2 separate regions of the Homo sapiens genome follow, and region 2 is linked to region 1. A link is a loop called in an ENCODE intact Hi-C map of the cell type or tissue named here. Cell type or tissue: PC-9. All regions are shown on one strand. Each heading gives the region's core, and the rest is flanking DNA. Links, peaks and the distances in the headings are about the cores only. Region 1 has its middle 56 kb from the start of MIR148A. Region 2 has its middle 12 kb from the start of SNX10.

The links. Peaks named below come from ENCODE experiments on the same cell type or tissue, not always from the same donor. Only the 100,000 strongest peaks of a DNase experiment are listed, where the experiment ranks them.
Region 2: a loop joins it to region 1, with 5 times the contacts of the local background. A loop is called at or near these places in 16 of 110 quality-filtered maps.

The regions. Positions count from the first base shown.
Region 1 is chr7:25,889,383-25,898,089 of GRCh38, forward strand. No RefSeq gene overlaps it. Among named protein-coding and RNA genes, the nearest start is that of MIR148A, 56 kb to the right of the region's middle. RefSeq lists enhancers at 3,605-3,684, 5,878-5,967. In PC-9, for the core only: CTCF peaks have their summits at 3,634 (motif pointing right), 3,835, 6,141 (motif pointing left) and 6,344; a DNase peak (open chromatin) is centred at 3,629; H3K4me3 peaks cover 612 bases.
Region 2 is chr7:26,275,782-26,284,488 of GRCh38, forward strand. It overlaps the pseudogene RPL23P7. Among named protein-coding and RNA genes, the nearest start is that of SNX10, 12 kb to the right of the region's middle. In PC-9, for the core only: CTCF peaks have their summits at 3,175 and 3,386; a DNase peak (open chromatin) is centred at 3,170.

The DNA.
Region 1 (8,707 bases), core at 471-8,470:
TATTCTGTAAAGCGTCTTTTTTTCTTCCCAGAAATGAAATTCGGAGATAATCTACCTAAGCACATAATTTCAACAATGACAACACCATCAATACAATGCCCTATCTGTAACAGAAAGGAAAAACAAAAGTAATTTGTGATAAAAATATATACATGTATCAACAAGTAAATGTTCCAACTGACTACCAGAAGGCACACAGCCATGGTCAGCACTTGCCCCCTGTGTGGAACCCCATGGGTGCTGCAGGAGCCCCACAGTGTGGCCCCACAGAGCATCCTGTTCAGGTGATTCAGATAGCATGGATGACATTCATCCCATACAGAAGAAAAACTCTTAATGAAACCCTGAACACAATGAAATACAATCTTCTCTTGATTTGCATGGTGGAAAATTCAGAGCCAAAAACTAAACATTTACATACTTATATGAATATAAAACGAAACATATAAACACACACATACACGTGCCTTTGTGTTTAATTATAAAACAGACTCGGGAACGAGGCTTAGATAATTATAACCAGCTTCCTCACTTATCAGTGACTGTCTGGTGGGACATCTGACAGACGTGCAGGAGGCAGGACAGCCTTTGGCTGTCAGAGGACAGTGTGGAGAGGAGCATGGTGGCATTCCTCCAGGCATTACTCTTAGGCATTCTGGGATCTCCAGCAACACTGGCCTCTGCCCACGGAATATCTTCATTGCCCACTCAATTTTATGATGACAAAAACGTCAGTCCAAATTTCCAAAACACCATAGGGTTGATACCCACACCCCTCTGAGAAGCTCTGCCCGTGCCCCAAGCTCCTTCGGTGCATGGACCTCCTTGTATCTACAGTCCTGACGCAGTCCTCTGGCTGCAGGTGGTGAGCCCTCGACCCATGCTGATGAGTGGGGGAAGGAAGGAACAAACAAGCAACAGGAAGACGTTGTACAAAGAATTAAACGACACCAAACTTACTCATAAAACCCTCCAGAGACCAGGATTTTAGTCCCAGCACCCAGTACTAGGTTGGCATGGGAATGAAGTCAAACTCATTCAGTCTCTCATTGTTTCCATGTTTGTATAAAAATGAATATTTTTATATTTATGTATAAAGAGGAATGAATTAATTTACTTCCTAAAAATACATAAACACATACACACATATATATTCAAACAATGCTAAAACCTGAAAACAGCACATAGTATTAACTAATTACAGCTATATACAATTTCTGTCAATACACTGAAAAATTTTGATGTGAATTTAGAGATGCAGAGAAGTTGTTGTTTTTGAGATTTTTAAACCTTTAAAACTGAATACAGGATAATTTTTCTTTACTGCAGAGAATAAACATGGAAACCACTATTTGTCTTTCCCGTGCTACAGAACAGCGAACCAGAATCTGAAAGACATTTTTCATCCATAAAGTCAATAATCAATACCACCTAAAAACAGGAGTTGAGTTTGTGCTAAGGGTGTTAAGTAGGTTGCCTTGTTTAGTCCTCAGGACTCTGCAAACAAAGCATCTCATCCCTATTCTGCAGATGAGCAAATGCAGGCGCAGAGAAGTTGGTGATGAAACTGAAACCCTAATCCAGGTCTTTCTGACTCAGAGGCCAGTTCTGTCAACCACTACTTTGTCCTCCCACTTGGCTAGAATGAGGACACTAATGCCCCTAATTCAACTGTACGTTACAAAACAAGTTTTCAGTCCCAGAATCACAGTATTATGGGAAATATTTGGGTTCCTTTACCATTTTTTAGTTCTGTCATCACCAAAGCAAGAAGATGTTGGCAGAGCTGTCCCCAGCCATTCTCCTTGTCCTTCATTTGATGGCTATTTTCTAGCACCTTCCATGCACATGAACCATGGTGACAAGGTTCACATGGGCTGTCAGCAGGACACAGTCCTGCCTTTGTGGAGCTAGAAGAAGGAGCAGACATTAATCGTATAATCATATAAAAATATACATAACCAGATGCTATAAGATGGTTTGGAGTTGCCATGAGATTATATGCAGGGGCCTGGCTTGATCTCGAGCTTTTATGATGTGAATCATTTTCCCTTTAATAAAAGTCAAGTATCATTTACAAGGCACTTGCAATGTGCCAGCCCCTCTGCCAATCACATCCTATACACCTTCTCCAATCCTGGAAAGTAGTTTCATCATGCCCAGTTCACTGGGGAAAACACTGAGGCTTCAAGAGGTCAGGAAACCCGCCCAAAGTTGGCAGTGGGCAAGCCAGCCTTTCAGGGAGGTCTTGCCAAGTGCCGAAGCTCCAGTCTCTTCTCTGCTCTGCACTCCTGCCTGCAAGGGTCTTCATAAACGTTGGTGACTATTGTCACAAAGCGAGAAGAATTTGAGACATGCACTGTCCTTCCACTGAGAATCTGTGGTCAACCTCAGCTGGCTCCCCTCCAACCCATGTTCTCTGGGCTACTGGGCTGCACGTATCCCTCTCTGGCCTAAACCCTGCAGAGCACTCCAGGCTCTTGTTATAAAACTGTTTGGCTCAGTAGAGCATGTTGGGGACCCTCTCTAGGTTGACCTCTCCTCCCCTCCATATCCCTGCTCCAAAGAAGTGCTCTGCTGGCCCTTCCTGTGTCTGTGATGCCCTGCATCTCTTGCCCACCTGGCTGACTCCTATCTTCCAAGGTCATGTCCTCCAGGGAGGCCTCCCCTGATTCCTTCAATCTCACAGGCTCCTTCCTGCATGCTCTCTTTCCAGCGCAGCCTGCATCCCCTGGACTGCAAATGGCGGGTGTTGCCAACATGTCCCCCTCCTGGGCCTGGAGCTCCTGAGGGTCAGGGATTCCACCCAGGCCAGGCCTAAGCCCAGTCCCTGGTGCTCAGAGCCACCCATTAAATACCTACAAATTGAATTAAATTGACTTTCATCTTCACAGAAGGTGGTGAAAGAAGACCCTTCTTTTTTCATAGCACTTTACCATGTTGGCTGCAGCATTTAGAGTTAAGCCAGATTCATTAACAAATACTAACAATCTAAAACTCTCAGTGATTGCCTTACACCATTTTCACTTGCCAAATATGTATAATTTGACTAGTTTCCCCTTCCTCAAAATATGAACATCCTTATGGAATAAATTTCAACACTTTTTTAACATAAAAAATACTGTCTTTTAGAATATTTTAATTTTATTCATAATCTTTATTCTATTTCATAGACTAGCTCACATGTCTTTTATTTAACTGAATGGGTATCAAGAAAAAATAAAGAATGGTTCAGTTATTACATGTGATAATTAATTTCTGAAATTAAAAAATGTCCTCTGTCCAATTGATTTGCAAAGAATAGCTTAATGGACAAAAGAAACTGCATAATATGCCTTCTGGAAAAAAAGCCAATAATTTTTTGGAGCTAAAAGGCTTCTTTTCAAGATAATGATTCGTTTCAATTTTTAAATCTTATACCAGGGTTAATATAAAATTATTTTTACATTGTGCTGGTAACCCATTTGAAAAAAGGCCTGAAAGAAAGTAGTCCCAGCTTCCTGCGTCCCCCACTTCCCCTCCAAATCAGCCAGGGCCCCAAAGTCCCGGACTCAAATAAATCAAGATTATGCTAATAACTAGAGCTAGGTGCAATGGCAGACTTTGACAATTCCAGGCAAAAGACACCAGAGGGCACTACAGGACCACGTTTTGTAATTTCAGGCGCCATTTTACCCTTGGATTTGAACAATAATTTCTTAAAAAACTGTTAACCTTCTGAGATCCGTATGTGGATTTATTTATTGCTTTCAATATCTTATCGCCACTAAGCTTAACTAGCTAGGCTTGGAAGGTTATTTTAAAGGACAATGCCCTAAAAAGGCAGACACAATTGGGCTTCCTCTTTATTTTACCTTCCTATAGAATGTCGGCATGTGTATGAGCGTGTATGAGCGTGTGTGTGTGTGTGTGTGTGTGTGTGTGTGTGTGTGTGTGTGTTTAGCAAACATTTATGATTGAAGAAACCATTCAGGGAATCCAAAAACTAAAATGCAGGATTCCACTGCCTCCCCTCCACCCACCCCGCAAAAAAAAAAAAAAAAAAGTGACGTTTCAGGCCAAAAAATTGTTTTCGTTGTTATTACTTCTGTAACTGTCTTCAATCACCTATTAATTTAACCAGCAAATATTTATTGAAGCCCCTAATGTGCCAGTCCCTGGGCACACCATGATACCTGAGCCACATCTCACCCTGCAGGGTCTCACCCATGATGAGAAGGCAGTTCTCTTTACTCCTGTCAGCCAGATTTAGTCTTAGAGCATCAATATCCATAAGTGAAAAGTGACACTTCAGCTTAGATTATTTCTCTTTTCACTGCCCTTCAGAAAAATTTTTTTTTTTTTCAGAAGAAAATAGGATTTTAAAATCACTGCTTTCTAGATGTGACCATCTCAGCCTGAGCAAGAAGGATCAAAACTCTCTTGCTGGAACTGCCTTCTCAGTGACTGAATTTTTATGAATCAAATAAAATGGTTGCTTGTGGGTTTGGGGAATGCTTTTTTTCCTTCCAAAGTCCCATATTGATTAGAATGAACTACATCGAAATTTAACAAGTGACAGAAGAAAGTGCCACCACTCTTGGCGTCTAATGAAGCTGTTGGGCAGTGCTGCCATCCAGAGTGGGGGAAATGGGACACAGGAAGTCTGTTTCCTCCTCCCCCAACAATACTCCCAGCCCCATTGGTTTGTACAAACAAACATGTGAGACCACGTGGTAACATAGACAAGTTACATTCCTTACCTCAGGTAATACCCACAAGATAGCCCCATTTACCAGCTGAGCAAACTGAGGCTAAAGGTTACTTCTTTGCCCAAGGTCACACTGCCAATATCCAAACCCAAGTCTGTCCACCTCCAAAGATCATGTGCCTTCTGCTACCCAGTGTAAATAACCCAAAAGAACTCAAAGACTGTTTTCTTTGAAGATAGGTGAGGCAGACACTGCTGTGTGCTTGCCCCGAGCCATCCTATCTGCTTCCTGTGCACACAGCTGGACTACATTTCCCAGCTCCCCTTGGGGGAAGGTTGGCCCTGAGAGTGGCGTCTAGCTAGTGGAATGTGAGTGGCAGTGAGGCCTGCCCACCTCCTGCACAGTCCTTCATTCTCTCTCTCTACCTGTCACAGCCAGATGCAGAGTACTCAGCAGCAAACATTAAGGCCCTTAGGGATGGTGGGGCCACAGAATGAAAGGTGCCTGGGTCCCTGAATCACTGCATGGAAGCTGTCCAAGAAACGCTTTCAGTGGTCCAAGAGCAAGAAATAACTTGTTTTGTGTTAAGCCACTGTGACACGGGGTTGCTTGTTAAACAGTTAGCCTTTGATACATAATACACAAGGAAAGAAAATGGCTTCTGTGAAGGTGTCCATTTGCCCACCAGGGGACTTGCCTAGTTCTGTGGTGGTGAATTTGTTCACAATTTCCCTGGGCGTCAGGAAAAGAAGACATTGAGCTAAGTGATCTCTAAGGTCTTTCCCCGACCTGAGAAAAGCCTGTGGTTCTGTGGTTCCCCTCTCTCACCCGCCGGATCCCGTCTCCCACCACTCATATCTGCAGGGGCCAGCTAAGTTACCTGGACCAGGAGGGACTTAGCCCAAACTCCTACCCACCCAGGAGTCTTCCTTCCCACATAACACCTTCCCTGTACTCTGCTGGGCAGCTATACACAGATATGCCCCCTCGGCAGTGGCAGCAATATGTAAGATGCCCCGGCAGGAGGACGGGGGGCTTCACATGGCCTTGTGCCACCTGTCCCAACTTTCCCTGCCCCCTGTGTAGCCTGTGTGGGAAGATGAGCACCTTCCTCCAAGAAAAAGGCTGGGTATAGACCAAGACCTGGAAAACTGCTGGGTATCCGAAGAGTGAATATGAGGAATTCTGCTCTTTGAAAGCACTGCTTCTTCGACTGATGTCACTAACATCCATGAAATATCATCCTTAAGCTATTTTAAGTCTACCTCCAGTGACTCATGGGATCTCCTTTTCTGTCACTGAACGTGATGTGCTCAAAATGAAGATAATGTTAATATAGGGAAAAGCAGAACTGAGAGTTTTAATGACACAGACTCCTGGCCAGATCAGGAAAGGAGGGTGTAGTTCGCGGCATTTGTGATTCCGGCTGGGTCTCCGGTGCGGAAATGAAACTCGCCCCCTGCTGGCCCGCCCCGGCGCTTTCAGAGGGAAGGGGAGCCAGGACGCCCGCGGGGATGGCTGCCCAGCTGCGAGTCACACACGAGCGTCGCCCACGCCCGGCGCCCCCGCACTGCCCATGATAGGGACCTACTGAATTGGATACTAGTGGTGTTTCTGGAAAAATCAGGGAGGATTGAGACCTGGGTTTTCGAGTGACAAATTGGTGATGCAGATGAAAAATGCAGGACCCAGTTGCATATGGTGGCAGTCTTTGGCTGCCTGGAGAGAAAGAGAGAGAGAGACCGCGCGCTCACTATCAATATGATTAACTATTATAGTGCGCAGTGTTTGGGGCTATCCATTCCTTTTCCTCCTTCTTCTATCACAGATTCCTCCCTCTCTGATTTCAGAAGGAGGAGTTAGGGAGGGTCGGGTAAGTGCCTGACCTAGGCCACTCAGCATCCCCCTTCCTCCACCAGAGTCCTTGGCCAACTAAAAACCATTCCTGGGAATCTTCTGCGGAACCCTGCCCCTCTACCCTCCAGCCTGCCAAGCCTTTTTTCTGTCCCCTGCAAACTAAAGAATCCTGACTACCAAAGCTATTGATGGTTCCCACAATATGTATTGTTTGAATCCACTAGCACCTGACACAACCCAAATTATGAATTACCATAATTACCAAGGGTAAAACCCAAGGTTAATGATGAAACAAATTAGTGCACAGTTAAAAAATATAAAAGTGTTCTATAACTACTACAAAATGAGATAAGGTTAATTAAAGTAATTTTCAAAATATTAACAGAACCATAGTTCCAGCAAGTATAGGAACATTATCAGCGCATTTGCATCATTAAAGGATTTAAACAATTTATAGAGCCATAGATAGAACACTTACATTTGTGAAGGTCAAAAAAAGGATAAACTATTTAGCTTTATTTTTGTAAGCCTATTTCGTTTTCTACATACTGTGGCATTATTATATCTAAGAGTTAAACTGCTCTAAGTATTATTTGTAGATATCTATTTATGAAAGAGGTTATCTTGCTTATAGGAAAAATAATGGATTAAGCTTAACCATTCACAAATGGACAGTTATTTGTAGGTACTTAAACGTGAAGATCTATCAGAGCATGGTAATTTGTCATTTTTTAGTGCTTATTTGACTGTCTATAAGAGCACAGTTGAGTACAAAATGACGATGTTTCTGTAGTGCCACTGCTAGTTTGATTGATAATGAGAAGATACAGCTACCATTTTTAATTTTTAAAATGCAAGATTATTCTGGAGTAAATTAACCTAATCACACAGAGCAAGTAAATTAATGTCAGTTCCTTACTTAATTGCAAAAATAATATTAACCCAAAGAATCTAAATCCACTTCTGACACATATTCAATTTTTATAATGTTACATAGACAGTTTTTCTGGATTATATGTAATGGTTTCCAGCATTAGCTTCTCTGCTAATTGGAAACGTTGGGCATGGGAGCATACATATTCCAGTGGTGTTGAAGAAGGTTGCTTCCAGAATTGATCTAGCTATATTACAATTCGGGCACCATCAAAGAACCATTGGGTATTTTTCATGGCAAGCCTGCCATAAACTCACCCAGTGAGAACTTCTCAGGGCTTTCATTCTCCTGGCGTAAGTGGGTTTTTTCCAAAGCAGACCAACAGCTCTCACTTGAGAACTCAAGTTTTCCAGCTCTCATTTCCCCAGTCTGCCCCAAGCGAGTCAAACAGTGTCAGTACTGTCTCCCGCAGCACCTTGAGGGCTGGTGCCTGTGTTTTCCCGAAATGAGGGTAGACGTGGTTCATGCAGACTGGAGGAGAGTCCCTGAACTCACAAAATGTCTCCTCGGCCTTAATGCTTTCCAAGTTGGGAGATTTATGTTGCAACCTTGAGAAGGGCAGAGTAAATACAGAGCCTGCCAGCTATTTGTTTTCCTGTTGATGAATTCCCCAAATTCAGACTGGAAGCCCTCCAAGAACTGAAGTCTCTTCAAAAGGCAAAGTGTTAACCCTGAATCCTTCAGCTGCTTTTGCCACGTCTTTCTCCCCCACCCAGAAAGCTCCAAAGTATCTCTGAGGTTGTGTTCGCTGTATATGAAGCTCTCCGATGACTCTTCCTTTTTATCACACAAAACAAGCCAGGGCCAAAGACCACGGAGGAAGAAACCAGCTTACCACATGGTGCAGGGATCTTGCAAGAGCTTCTCCTAGTGAGGCTCCCTAGAGCCTCACTCCTACACATTCAGTATAGCTTTCTTTAGTCATGAAAGTGATTCCACTACCTAGTCAAACTTTGCTAGCTTGAAATATTTGCCACATGCTCTATTGCAATTGTGGTTTTCATCTTTAAATCATACATCCTTAATCTTCTCCTTGGAAATGTAACAAATTAGCACCATATTTTTGTTTGTTAGTTTTTCCTGAACATGAACCATACAGTTTATGAACCAATCTAGATAAAATGACCATTTTTAATCCCCAAATCACTCTTTATTTTTAGTGTTTAGTCTCACTGGCTGCTTTTATAATTTAAAAATTTTTAAATATAATCTTTTTTTCTGATTA
Region 2 (8,707 bases), core at 171-8,170, 390 kb after region 1:
GTTATCCAAGTTATTCATCTTCTAACACATTCAATATCACCTATCAAAATTTAAAAGCTAGGTTGAGCACGGAGTCTCACACCTGTAATCCCAGTGCTTCGGGAGGTCGAAGTGGGATGATTGCATGAGCCCAGGAGTTTGAGACCAGCCTGGCAACATGGTGATACCTTCATCTCTACAAAAAAAAAAAAAAAAAAAAAAAAAAAAAAAAATTAAATTAGTCTGGTGTGGTGGTGCATGTCTGTGGTCCCAGCTACTCAAGAGGCTGAGGTGGAAGGATTGCTTGAGCCCAGGAGGTGAAGGCTGCAGTGAACTGTGTTCGAGCTACTGCACTCCAGCCTGGGCGACAAAGCAAGACCCTGTTTCTAAAAAAAAGAAGTCAATTGCTTTTTTCCTTCTTTCTGGCATTCAAGATGTCGAAGCAAGGATGTGGTGAGTCCTCTGGTGCAAAATTCTGGATTTCCTTGGGTCTTCTGGTAGGATCCCTGATCAACAATGCTGACAATACAGGAGCCAAAAATCTGTATATCATCTCCGTGAAGAGGATCAGGGACGGCTGAACAGACTTCCCTGCCAGTGTGGGTGACATGGGGATGGCCACAGTCAAGAAAGACAAACCAGAGCTCAGAAAAAAGGTACATCCAGCAGTGGTCACTTGACAACAAAAGTCATATGGAGAAAAGACGGTGTGTTTCTTTATTTTGAAGGTAATGCAGGGGTCATAATAAAAAACAAAGACGAGATGAAGGGTTCTGCCATTACAGGACCAGTAGCAAAGGAGTGTGCAGACTTGTGGCCCCGGATTGCGTTCAATACTGGCAGCATTGCATGATTGTCTGGTATATTTGTAAAAAAAAATCCTAAAACCCATTAAAAAGTATTTGTCCTCTGCCCCCTCAAAAATAAATAAATAAATAAATAAATTTAATTAAAACATTAAGCAGAGGTGTGTTTCTTGACAAAAAATTAAAAAGCAAAAATAAATCTTATTTAATAGACTTTTTTCCTTTCTTTTTTTTTCTTTTTTTTTTTGTGAGACGGAGTCTTGCTCTGTTGCCTCGGCTGGAGTGCAGTGGTGTGATCTCGGCTCGCTGCAACATCTGCCTCCTGGATTCAAGCGATTCTCCTGCCTCAGCCTCCCGAGTAGCTGGGATTAGAGGCACCCGCCATCATGCCTGGCTAATTTTTGTAGAGACGGGGTTTCATCATGTTGGCCAGGCTGGTCTTGAACTCCTTACCTCAGGTGATCCACCAGCCTCAGCCTCCCAAAGTGCTGGGATTACAGGAGTGACCCACCACGCCCAGCCAGATTTCTTTTTTCTTTTCTTTTTTCTTTTTTTTTTTTTGAGACCAAGTTTTGCTCTTGCAGCCCAGGCTGGAGTGCAGTGGTGAGATCCCGGCTCATTGCAACCTCTGCCTCCCAGGTTCAAGCGATTCTCCTGTCTCAGCCTCCCGAGTAGCTGGAACTACAAGCGCACACCACCAACCCGGCTAATTTTTTTGTATTTTTAGTAGAGATGGGGTTTCATCATGTTGACCAGGCCAGTCTCAAACTACTGGCTTCAGGTGATCTGCGCACCTCGGCCTCCCAAAGTGCTGGGATTACAGGCAAGAGCCACCGAGCCCAGCCTAAACATCAAATATTGAAAATAAATTATTTAGGGCCGGGCACAGTGGCTCACGCCTTTAACTACTGATACACTGTTGTGTGTTCAAACTGTGTTCACATAAGGCAAACGCCAAGCTGTAACCAATTCAGCTGTTTCTTTTTCTTTTTTTTTTGAGGCAGGGTCTCACTGTCGCCCAGGCTGGAGTGCAGTGGCGCAATCTCGGCTCATTGCAAGCTCCGCCTCCCAGGTTCACGCCATTCTCCTGCCTCAGCCTCCCGAGCCGCTGGGACTATCAGGCGCCCGCCACCACGCCCAGCTAATTTTTTTTGTATGTTTAGTGGAGACGGGGTTTCACCGTGTTAGCCAGGATGGTCTCGATCTGCTGACCTCGTGATCTGCCCGCCTTGGCCTCCCAAAGTGCTGGGATTACAGGCGTGAGCCACCACGCCCGGCCAATTCAGCTGTTTCTGTACAATTGCTTGAACCTGGGAGGTGGAGGTTGCAGTGAGCTGGGATCGCACCACTGCACTCCAGCCTGGGTGAGAAGGGCAAAACTCTTGAGTCACTGCTCCAGCTACTCCTACCCTGTCTCAAAAAATTTTTTTGTGTCTCAAAAAAAAAAAAAAAAAGAAGTACAGAGTCCTCAGGCCATGTTTAGTTTGCTTTAACAATATAGAAATCAGGCCAGGCGCGGTGACTCACACCTGTAATCCCAGCACTTTGGGAGGCCGAGACGGGCGGATCACGAGGTCAGGAGACCGAGACCATCCTGGCTAACACGGTGAAACCCCATCTCTACTAAAAAATACAAAAAATTAGCCGGGCGCGGTGGCGGGTGCCTGTAGTCCCAGCTACTCGGGGGGAGGGGGGGAGGCGGGGCGCTGAGGCAGGAGAATGGTGCGAACCCGGGAGGCAGAGCTTGCAGTGAGCCGAGATCGCGCTACTGCAGTCCGGACTGGGTGAAAGAGCGAGACTCCGTCTCAAAAAAACAAAAACAAAAACCAAACAATATAAAAATCAGTATTACATTTCACTGGCGTTATGTCTAAAGTCACACACGTAGAAATTTAATGGTAATTTGAATTGCTTAATATTGCAAAAGTACTGTAAATTGCTGCAACTACTTTACGAATTCTTCCTGCCTCCAAAACATGATTTGAAACAGGAAGGGAAGAAAATGGAAACCTGGTACTGAGAAATACTTTATTATGCAAGAATATACTGCATTCCTCCTATTCGAAAGGAAGGACCTGAGAGGTAACTTTTCTTGTTTAGTACCCAGTTGCTGCTGCTCAAATCCTCCCTGCACTTGGAAGCAGTGAGTCTCTGATTTTGTCAGTGACATAACCCACAATTTAACCCACGAACCTCACCTCTCCAAAACGTAGGTGCTTTTGTACATGGAAATGTTACAAAATAAATTTTAACACATTGAAAGCTAGTGTTTATCCATGTGGTCAAATTGACTTATTTTGTATAGACCTCAGAATAAAACTTGATCTCAGTCTCAAGGAATGTCCTCTAAGGCCACAGACTGTGTGCAAGTTGTGCCATCAGCAACCCTAGGGGTCACTATTCACAGGGTAGTATATTTGATATTTTTAAATGATAATTTTCCAGCAGATGGCAGTAAATTGTCTGGAAGAAAGGTAACCTTTAAAAAATTCTCACAAAGGTATTATATAGGCTAGCTGCTATGTTGGATCATTCCTCTCCCCAGAGGTAATCTCTTATAAAAGTTTGAATTTGTCCTTCTAGACCATATATTCACATACATAAATATATGTACATAGAAAAATAGAAATTTTATTATTTTAAAACTTTTTGAGAGGCTTTGGCAGGAAGATCACGAGGCCAGGAGGTCGAGACCAGCCAGGGCAATGTAGTGAGATGCCACTGTCTCTACCAAAAAAAAAAAAAATTAAAAACAAAAAACAATAAGTAAATAAATAACTGAAAAAAAACTTTTAAAATATAAACAGTAGTGAGGCAGAATAGGGTCTGGAGGCAGGGAACCTAAGGCCGATTCATACTGACTTCCTAGAACTAAATCAAAAGGAAAACCCCAACTTTCAACACCTAAGTATCAAAATGACCAAACGCTACTCCCTTTGCAAACCACCCCTGTCCCCCACTTTCTGCTTGGCAGATGGAAAACTGAAAGTACCTCTGATTGGTTGCTTTGAGCAACCAATCAGATGTTTGCATAGGAGTGTAACTTTGTAATTTCACTTTAGCCTCTGATTGGTTGCTTTCTGCAACCAATCAGCCCGATCGTGGGCCACTACTTTATTTGCATGAGGTATCCACCAAATGGCCAATGGAAAACCTCTAGAGGATGTTTGGACCCCAGAAGATCCTGCAATCAGGGCCCTTGAGTCACTGCTCCAGGTACTCCTACCCTGTGGAGTGTACTTTCATTTCCAATAAATCTCTGCTTTCCTTGCTTAATTCTTTCCTTGCTTTGCTTTGCATTTTGTCTAATTCTCTGTTCAAAACGCCAAGAACCTGACAATTTGCAGTCAAGACCCTGCACCTTTAACAAGTAGCGCACTATATTTTCTATCTTGCCTTTCTCAGTATGCCTTAAAGATCTTTCAATGTAACCATATGTAACCCTGGAACTAGACCAATCTGGTTCAACTTTGTCAGCAACAAAATGTAACAAAATGATGAGTTGTTTCTCAGCTCCTAAGGACACCCAGGTTGCAAGTCACCTAACCTGAGTATGGCCAGAAGAATCAAGCAGGCCCAGGTCCTGACCTCAGAGCCAGCTGGAATGAAAAAACCAACCACAGGCAGAATCTAAGTGCTTTGGATCAAGCAACAGAGACCACATTAAAAAGCAAGGGTTGCCCTGTTTTGTTGGAGTATGGACTTTTCTAAAAGTTGAGGACCCAACATGACCCCATTGCATGATCTCATCAGATCACTGCTTCTTTGCATGAACCTAATCAGGTCACACCTTTATCTCATCTTCCTATATCCTCCATTGTTCCCCTTTGCCCATAAAACCTGCCCCAGACCCCTGCTTGAGAGACAGATTTGAGAATTGCCTCCTGTCTCCTTGCCAGTCAAGTTGCAATGAAGCTTTTTCTTTTCTCAAAAGTCAATGCCATATCGGCTTCTATGTGTGTTGAGCAGCTAGCCCTTGCTAATTTTAAAATCTGATGTATGATATTCCACACTATGAATATACTATGGATTATTTAAACATTTCTGTATTGGTGAACATTTAACTTGCTTCCAGTTTTTTGCTGTTACCAACCATGCTGCAGTGTCTACCCTTGTACATATCTTCTCAGGCACATGCGTGAGGGCTTCTGTAGGAGAGATACTAAGAGGTAGTATTGCCGGGCCATAAGGCACATATGAGTTTAGTTTTGATAGTGAGGTAGGAGGTGGGACTCAACTCTGGAGGAAGGGCTTGGACACCAGACCAAATTGAGGACTAGCTTAAACAGGGCCAGGGTGGAAGCAGCTTTCCATAAGACATACCCACCGGTGTGCCATTGCAGTTTACCGTTGCTATGGCAACATTCAGAAGTTACCTTCCCTTTCCATAGCAATGACTCGATGACCTGGAAGTTACCATGCTTTTCCTAGAAATTTCTGCATCAACTCCCCCTTAATTTGCATGTAATTAAAAGTGGGTATAACTATGCCTGCTGAACTACCTCTGAGCTGCTATTCTGTACACACAGCCTATGGGGTAGCCCTGCTCCACAGTTGCGGTTGTACACTGCTGCTTCAATAAAAGTTGCTGTTTAACACTACCAGCTCACCCTTGAATTCTTTCCTGGGTGAAGCTAAGAACCCTCCCACGCTAAGCCGCGATTTTGGGGCTTGCCTGTCCTTTCAATAGGACATTGCTAAATTGCTCTCTAGAATTGCTTTTCCAGGTTGGGCGCAGTGGCTCACATCTGAAATCCCAGCACTTTGGGAGGCTGAGGCAGGCAGATCACCTGAGGTCAGGTGTTCAAGACCAGCCTGGCCTACATGGCAAATCCCTGTCTTTACTAAAAATACAAAAATTAGCTGGGCATGGTGGCCTATGCCTGTAATCCCAGCTACTTGGGTGGCTGAGGCAGGAGAATCGCTTGAACCTGGAAGGTGGAGCTTGCAGTGAGCCGAGATCGCGCCACTGCACTCCAGCCTGGGTGCAGAGCGAGACTTTGTCTCAAAAATAAAATAATAATAAATAAATTTTAAAAATTGCTTTTCCAATTTATACTCTCACGAGCAAAGCATGAAACTACCTGTTGTCAATATATGATATTCTCAATGCAAAAATTTTTTGACTTGGCTGGGTGTGGTGGATCATGCCTGTAATGCCAGTGCTTTGGGAGGCTGAAGTGGGAGGATTGCTTGAAGCCAGGGGTTCGAGACCAGCCTGGGCAATATAGTGAGACCCTATCTCTATAAAAAAAAAACAATAAAAATTAAAAAAATTTTTTGGGCTGGAGTCAGTGGCTCACACTGTAATATTGGCATTTTGGAAGGCTGAAGTGAGTAGATTGCTTGAGCCCAGGAGTTTGAGATCAGCCTGTGCAACATGGTAAAACCCCATCTCTATGAAAAATCCAAAAAATTAGCCAAGTGTAGTGGTGTGCACCTGTAGTTCCAGCTACCCAGGAGACACATGGAAGAGTCACCTGAACCTGGGAGGTTGAGGTTGCAGTGAGCCATCATCACACCACTGCACTACAGCCTGGGCAACAGAGACAGAGTGAGACCCTGTCTCAAATATTTTTTTTACTAAACTGTTGGGAAATGGATTCTCCTTTTATGTTTATTAGTTATTGGTACTTCCTCTTTTGTGAGCTGTCTGTTTCTATTGAATGGGTTAAGAATATGACACCCCTGGCTGGGCGTGGTGGCTCATGCAAATCCAAGCACTTTGGGAGGCCGAGGCCGGAGGATCATTTGAACTCAGGAGTTCAAGACCAGCCTGGGCAACATGGCAAGACCCTATCTCTACAAAAAAAAAAGGCTGGGCATGATGGCACACGCCTTCAATCCCAGCACTTTGGGAGGCCAAGGCAGGATGATCACCTGAGGTCAGGAGTTCAAGACCAGCCTGGCCAACCTGGTGAAACCCCATCTCTACTAAAAATACAAAAATTAGCCAGGTGTGGTGGTGGGCACCTGTAATCCCAGCTACTCCGGAGGCTGAGCCAGGAGAATTGCTTGAACCTGGGAGGGGGAGGTTGCAGTGAACTGAGATTGCACCATTGCACTCCAGCCTTGGCAACAGATCAAGACTCTGTCTCAAAACAAAACAAACAAACAAAAATTATCCGGGCATGGTGGTTTGTGCCTGTAGTCCCAGCAACTTGGGAGGCTAAGGTGGGAGGATCACTTGAGCCTGGGAGGTCAAGGTTGCAGTGAGCCATAATTGTGCCACTGCACTCTAGTCTGAGTGACAGAGAAAGACCCTGTCTCAAAGAAAAAAAAAAAAGAATACGACCTTCATTCAGTTTCTTAAAAGCAGGAGATGAAATTCTCATGTGAAAGATGCAGCATTTTTTTGGGAGGCTGAGGTGAGAGGATTGTTTGAGTCCAGCCTGGGGAACATAGCAAGATCTTGTCTCTAAACAAACAAACAAACAAACAAACGAAACCCCCCAAAACCCCCACAGCATTCTTTTTTTTTTTTTTTTTGAGACAGAGTCTCCCTCTGTCACCCAGGCTGGAGGGCAGTGGCGCGATCTCGGCTCACTGCAAGCTCCGCCTCCCAGGTTCACGCCATTCTCCTGCCTCAGCCTCCCAAGTAGCTGGGACTACAGGTGTGCACCACCACACCTGGCTAATTTTTCTTTGTATTTTTTAGTAGAGACGAGGTTTCACCGTGTTAGCCAGGATGGTCTTGATCTCCTGACCTCATGATCCTCCTGCCTCGGCTGGGACCTCCCAAAGTGCTGGGACCACAGGCATGAGCCACTGCACCTGGCCACCCCCGCAGCATTCTTATCAAGGATAGAAAGTTGAGACTGAGAAACTTCTGTACAGACCTTGTTAAAATAACTTTAACTGCTTCTGGGTCTTCATTTCCTTATGGGGGCTCCCATGCCATGTAAAACTTGTATTAAATAAACTTGCATGCTTTCATCCTGTTAATCTGTCTTACGTCAATTTAATTCTCCAGCCCAGCCTAAAAGAGGACAGAGGTGGAGTTTTGCTGCCCCTACAATACCTTCAGTGCTTGTCTCTTTGTGTATATAGATATATATATTTGTGTATATAAATAAAATATTTATAAATATTTATTTATGTACTATACTCTATTTTCTGTATAAATATATAGAAAATATATAAATATATCTTATAAATATATACATACATATATTTATATATCTTATAAATATATACATACACATATTTGTATATCTTATAAATATATACATACGCATATTTGTATATCTTATAAATATATACATACATATATTTGTATATCTTATAAATATATACATACATATATTTGTATATCTTATAAATATATACATACATATATTTGTGTATCTTATAAATCTATACATACATATATTTGTGTATCTTATAAATCTATACATACATATATTTGTGTATCTTATAAATCTATACATACATATATTTGTGTATCTTATAAATCTATACATACATATATTTGTGTATCTTATAAATCTATACATACATATATTTGTGTATCTTATAAATATATACATACATATATTTGTGTATCTTATAAATATATACATACATATATTTGTGTATCTTATAAATCTATACATACATATATTTGTGTATCTTATAAATATATACATACATATATTTGTGTATCATAAATATATACATACATATATTTGTATATCTTATAAATATATACATACATATATTTGTATATCTTATAAATATATACATACATATATTTATATATTATATATAGTGTATATAGAGAAATATATAGTATATATATAAATATATATATATTGTCTGTGTGTGTGTGTGTGTATATATATATATATATATATATATTTTTTTTTTTTTTTGACAGGGTCTTACTCTGTCACCCAGGCTGGAGTGCAGTGGCATGATAACAGCTCACTGCAGCTTCCACC